2 separate regions of the Homo sapiens genome follow, and region 1 is linked to region 2. Evidence: read pairs that join two places in POLR2A ChIA-PET (ENCODE). Cell type or tissue: HepG2. All regions are shown on one strand. Each heading gives the region's core, and the rest is flanking DNA. Links, peaks and the distances in the headings are about the cores only.

What was found. Peaks named below come from ENCODE experiments on the same cell type or tissue, not always from the same donor. Only the 100,000 strongest peaks of a DNase experiment are listed, where the experiment ranks them.
Region 1: POLR2A ChIA-PET joins it to region 2 with 11 read pairs; 8 of 35 experiments call an interaction of 5 or more read pairs at or near these places.

The regions. Positions count from the first base shown.
Region 1 is chr1:39,212,773-39,215,677 of GRCh38, forward strand. The region is part of intron 1 of MACF1 (microtubule actin crosslinking factor 1); the gene reads left to right. Among named protein-coding and RNA genes, the nearest start is that of MACF1, 9.5 kb to the left of the region's middle. RefSeq lists enhancers at 1,029-1,747, 2,126-2,235. In HepG2, for the core only: no CTCF peak of the experiment used is centred there; DNase peaks (open chromatin) are centred at 1,619 and 2,719; H3K4me3 peaks cover 1,861 bases.
Region 2 is chr1:39,157,268-39,160,172 of GRCh38, forward strand. It overlaps a transcript of MACF1 not described here. Among named protein-coding and RNA genes, the nearest start is that of MACF1, 46 kb to the right of the region's middle. In HepG2, for the core only: no CTCF peak of the experiment used is centred there; DNase peaks (open chromatin) are centred at 1,184, 1,544 and 2,164; H3K4me3 peaks cover 2,004 bases.

The sequences.
Region 1 (2,905 bases), core at 221-2,720, 56 kb after region 2:
CCGCCATGCCCGGCTAATTTTTGTATTTTTTTAGTAGAGGTGGGGTTTCGCCATGTTGGCCAGGGTGGTCTCTAACTCCTTACCTCAAGTGATCTGCCCACCTTGGCCTCCCAAAAGTGCTGGCATTATAGGCGTAAGCCACTGTGCCTGGCCGAGTTAAATGTTTTTATTTGTTACCCTTCCCAAGAATATTTCACCTTCTTACATATACAACTCCTATGCCTTTGTTTGTTTATTCTGGTTTAGGTCCTTCTCAGAGACAGCAGGGTATAACAGGGAGCACAGCTTTGGAGCTGGACAAATGGACATGTAATCTTGGTCAAGTTATTTAACCTTTTAAAGTCCTAGAATTTTTATCTCTAAAATGGAAATGATAATATCTTTCTTGGAGAATTGTTGGGATTAAATGAAATGATATTTAAAGTTTTTAGCACATTAACTGTGAACTAACAGTTATAGTAAATGTTCAGTTAATTTTAGCTTAGGTTATTGAGTACCTTCTAAATGTGATAGAGATGGGGTTATGGAGACAAAAGAGTCCCTACACTCAGATAATTTATTTTTTTATTTTTTATTTTTGAGAGAGTCTCGCTCTGTGGCCCAGGCTGGAGTGCAGTGGCACAATCTCGGCTCACTGCAACTTCTACCTCCCGGGTTCAAGCAGTTCTCCTGCCTCAGCCTCTCAAGTAGCTGGGATTACAGGCATGTGCCACCACGCCCAGCTAATTTTTTTTGTATTTTAGTTAGAGTCGGGGTTTTACCGTGTTGGCCCCAGGGTGGTCTCGAACTCCTGAGCTCAGGCAGTTTACCCGCCTTGGCCTCCTAAAGTGCTAGGATTACAGGCGTGAGCCACTGCACTCAGTCTCACTCAGGGAATTTAAATCTGATAAAGGAAGAGGTTACTAGATATGAGTCAGGAAATGTTCATTCCTTTTTTTCTCTCTTCCCTATTTCTTATGCATTCCTTTTCCCAGTACGAGGCAAATTCTAGGAGGACCCTTCATCTCCAAGGCTAAAAAGAGTCTTATAAGAGGGACAAACTGAGTACAGTTGTCACAGGTTATCAGGGTGACTGAGAGCTTAGTCTAGGCGGGATAAAGTCAGCTGTGAGAACCTTTATTAGTAAGCAGTAACAGGATTATTAGCAGTTTGTAGGTGGGAGGGATACCCACTTGGGAGTGAAGTTGTCAAGCAACTGAGGCAGGTCATAGGGCTTGTTTAAACTGAATGGTCTGCTAGGAAAGCTTGCATTTACTTTTTTTCATTTGTAGTCGTTTGGGCTAATCTCTGGAAACTTGCTTTCCTAGGTGCTGCCCCTCCTCCCTCCCTGCCTTCAGGAACAGGATTGAAAGCAGCATTAGCCTGAAGAAGTCGTTCTATTTAGGGAGCTAGAGCAGAGGGCCAGTGATTAGGCCCTTATCTGCAGCGGGGCCTTTTTGAGTGGTGTGGGGCAGGGCTGCAGTGTCTGTCCTGACACCCACAGAGGCTGGACTTTTCTGTCCCCTGGTTGGGTTAGAACTGTGAAGAACCAATAGAAGGGCTGGGCCAGCTGAATGAAAAAGCCCTTCATTGTGTTTCTTCAACATTCCAGTGTCTGGTACAATTAGCCAAGACTCGGAAAACAAGTTGGACAAACAAGCAGGCAGCCTTCTACTGATGGATGAAAGGATTTCTGGCACAGCTGAGTTAAGTGCACTGACTGTAAAGACAGAGTAGGAGGATCTGGGAAGAAGAAGGGGACTTTGGAATGCCATTCCTGGCTGTGAGGGGAAAGAATGGAGCAACAAGCAAACGGTATTTTTGAAGCTGATAAAATTTGCTGTGATAATCTACCTGGGAGGCTGGCTGAGGCGAGGCTGGCTGAGGTGGGGCTACTCTGTAAAGTAGGTGGAATCACTGGGGAGTTACTGACTCTTCCCTTTTGGCAGCTGTAAGTGCGGGGAAGGGAAACTTTCTTTGGAATCTAGGGATCTGTTCACAGTGGACGGTGAGTGTATGAGCTTGCTCCATTATAGTCTCTCCCATCATGAGACCTTCTCATTTGGTTAACACTATATGTACTTCTGCCTGAGAAGAGGCACACCTGAGGAGCAAGTTGTTGGGCAATGGATGCACTGTTCCTGACTTGGCAGTAAACCACTTAGCTCACCAGCTCTCCTGCAACTAAGATTCACCACATTACAAGCTTCTGCTCTGCAAATGGAGGGTAACTCAAAGACCAGTTTCTTCCTACTCAGGTTTACTCACTTCATACCTTGACTGGACTTTTGCATATGGAGCTCTCCCCTCTGTACGCTCTATTGGTCTGGAAACACAGAGTTGGTGCTACTTTTGAACAGCATGCAGCATGCTATATGCCTGAGACATGGACCCAGTTTTTGGAAGTGCCCTAGGGAGGAGCTTCCTCTCTGACCTCAAGGGAAGAAGGAGGTCAGTAGGAAGTGGTGGGTGGAGCCACTTCTCTGTTCTGCTGTCTCCTCTCTACACCTCACAGCCCTTTTTGAGGAGCTGCGAAGGGTGCACAGGCCAGTAGCTGGAGGTTCTTTGGTACCCCCTCCTTTTAGGTGGGGTCAGCAGACACAGGGGCGCCATGTGGCCGAGTTACCAAGATGAACACGAGTTCAACGCCCACCTGGTTTGTCGCATGTGCTGTATGGGTTAGTATGTGAAGTTTTTTTTTTTTTTGCTTGTCCGGGCCTGAGGATCCCAAATAGCCCTTGCTCTCATTGACTCATAGGAATGCATGGACTTCGAAGCCTTGTGGTGTTACAACCTTTAGGCTTGTTAAAATGTGCAGTGGAATAGATTGGGGTGCCCTACTTCCTGGGGAACTTCTTAAGCTTGCAGTAACTGGCAGTTAAGAGCCCAAGCTTTGGGTGTAGAACTTTTTTTATAGAGACTGAAT
Region 2 (2,905 bases), core at 160-2,659:
CCCCTTTCCATTATCTTAGCAGCTGTCACAATTATTTAGCCTGATCTTTTTAGGTGGGCATACTCCCTTTTCTCTCTGTTTTTACAATGCTACTTACACAGTTTCTCCACCTGCATCCAATCTGTAATTGGGAGTTTTGCAGAGCAGTGTATTTGGTATGCTGTGAACTCTTCCCTAGGTCACCCAATGGCATCTTGTGAGCCAGGTTGTCTGAAAAACTTCAAATCTTGGTGGCAGTGTGGTGGGTGTATCTCCCATATGAGGGATTGTTCCAGGGATCTGACTCAATTGACAGCTCCTGAATTTCTAATATGCCAAGGCTTTTGTGGTAAGATGAGCAAGAATTTTTCAAGCTCAGATTTGGGGAACATAGCTTCTTGCCATGCTATCTCATTGGCATGATGTGTGACTTTTGGGCAGATTACTTAACCTCTGTCTATTTACTTTTTCTTTTTTTGAGACAGGGCCTCACTTTGTCACCAAGGCTAGAGTGCAGTGGTGTGATCTTGGCTCACTGCAGCCTCAACTTCCCAGGTTCAAGCGATCCTTCATCCTCAGCTCCCCAAGTAGCTGGGACTGCAGGAACGTACCACCACACCCAGCTAATTTTTTGGAGTTTTTGTAGAGACGGGGTTTTGCCATGTTGCTCAGGCTGGACTTCTGTCTGTTTTCTCATCTGATAATGAAAAGTTGCAATTATTTTCACAAGATACTTTCAAAGATGAGTCTAATAATGCAGATGAGCCATTTTGAGTTCCTTACAACAAAGATGCTGTGGAAATTTCAGGATTTTCCCCCTTTAGTTATAATATGGGTAGCTTATCCTAAGAACCTGTGACTATTGGGATGGTCATCTTTTTGAGGCCAGCAGTAGAAAGAAATTTGCAGTAGTGACTGACACATTAAAGCAACCCCGAAACAAATCAGAGTGAAATAGTGTCCTGGAGTTGGGGATATGTGGGTGATATCTGGGCTGCATTTTCTCTCTAGGTATCCATGGAGAGGGTCCTGTCTCCCTGAATGGTTGTGCTTTCAACAGTTAGGGAATGAGCTTGACAGTTTCTGCTTCTTCCCTCCCCTTGCCTTGAACTGCCTTGATATGCAGTGCCTCCTCTGTTGTGTGGCTGTATTCCAGTCCGTAAACATGACTGCTGTAAGGAGAGTACAGAGTATTGTTTATTTTGTAAAACTTGTCTCATTGCCATGTAATATTTGCTCAAGAGCTCCTGTTGTGGTGATATTCTTGTGGTGAGCATGGCCCTTTAAAGATTTTGTTCTCAAATGTTAAATGAGCCCCTGACTGGTGTCCTGAAAAGCATTTAAGCTTCTCTCCCTAGAGTTTAAGCAAGAGGAGCAGTAATCCCAGTGGAGCCTGGGCTGGGGTCTAGAGAGAAGGTGGCAGATGAGGTGGCAGATGACAGGCAGGGGCGGTTGTGGTCCCGTAGCTCATTTGCACAAAGGAGGGGCTGGCCTCTCCTGGGGAGGTATTTCCGCTCACTGGAACAAATGAGGGCGCTCAAAAGGCTGTAATGTAATGAGGCTTCTCTGGTGACGTCACTTGTAAATGTGGTCAAAGTCCAGTTCTTGGGGGCTAGTAGAAGCGGGAGTAGAGATCATTCGGTTTGCATGCTTTCACTTCTCAGCTGTCACTGTGCCATGGTGCCTACTTTCAGCCAGTGAACCAACTCAACTGGGCCGGGCATGAACGCTTACAAGTATCAGAAGTTCCTGGAGGGACTCAACAACCTTAGAGGTATTACAAGGCTTCAGGCTCCCTACCCTTTGTCCTTGCTGATCGTGTGAGCACTTATTATGGTGTGTATTGTATAGGGTCTGTAAAACCCTCCTGCTCTGAGCTGGCCCTATTTTTTATGCGTTTAGGCAATTAAACAGAAGGGATAGAGTTTGTAAATGCAATCCTAAGTGAGTAGGAGAGAATCTCCTTAGGTACTTCAGCAACAGCCTGTTGTCTTGCTTGAACGGACAAGTAAGAAATGTCCCCTGTATTCTTGAGCTCAGAGGGCTCAGGGCACTCCCTGTTTTCTTTGAGGTGGCCAGACAGTGTGGGTGGAGGGCTCTTGCCATAGGGCCCTGCAGCCTCACCTAGGTGTAGTTATGTTTCTTGGGCCAGGTTTTCCAGTTGCTTGTGTCTACAGTGAGTCAGAGTCCCATTTGGAGAGAACTGGAGTTGGGAGTGGGGAGGAGGGTGGAGGGAGGAATGCAGGTTGATGGGCTATTTGTAAGCCCATTGTAAAGTAAGCCTTTGTAAAGAGTAAAACAATGACTTTGAAAGAGGAAGCTTTTTATTAAAGTTTTAAAGGAAATAGTGTTTTCTTTGCATCATGGGCAAATTCTTCACTGACCAGACATGAGAAGAATGTACTCAGATGTGATGTAGGACTCTTTTTGGATATTAAAGAGAAAAATGAATGAAATCTTTTTACTTTCCCTTCTCTAATTAATAAGTGGTTTTATTTCCATTTGCAGAGGAGGGTGCTTAAACCATTTTTCTTTCATCAGTAGTTAGGATTCTGGACCCAGAGCAACCATGGGGTGTGGAGAGAGTGGGAGGGGGTAGAGGGAGGAAAGGAGTAAACTGGGTTTTTTCAGGGATGAGGAAAGTGGCAGACAGGGTGTGGGCAGGAGATCTGTACTCCCTTCTTGCCAGGGTATGTAGATGTTTTACTTTCTTTCACTATCTGTTGAAGAACTCTGGTTCTAAGAAATATATATGGAGAGCTTTGTATGCTATAAAGGGATATACAGGTCGGGCATGGTGGCTCGCACTCGTAATCCCAACACTTTGGGAGGCTGAGATGGGAGGATCGCTTGAACCCAGGAGTTCTAGACCAGCCTGGGCAACATAATGAGACCCCCATCTCTACAGAAATGTTAAAAAATTAGC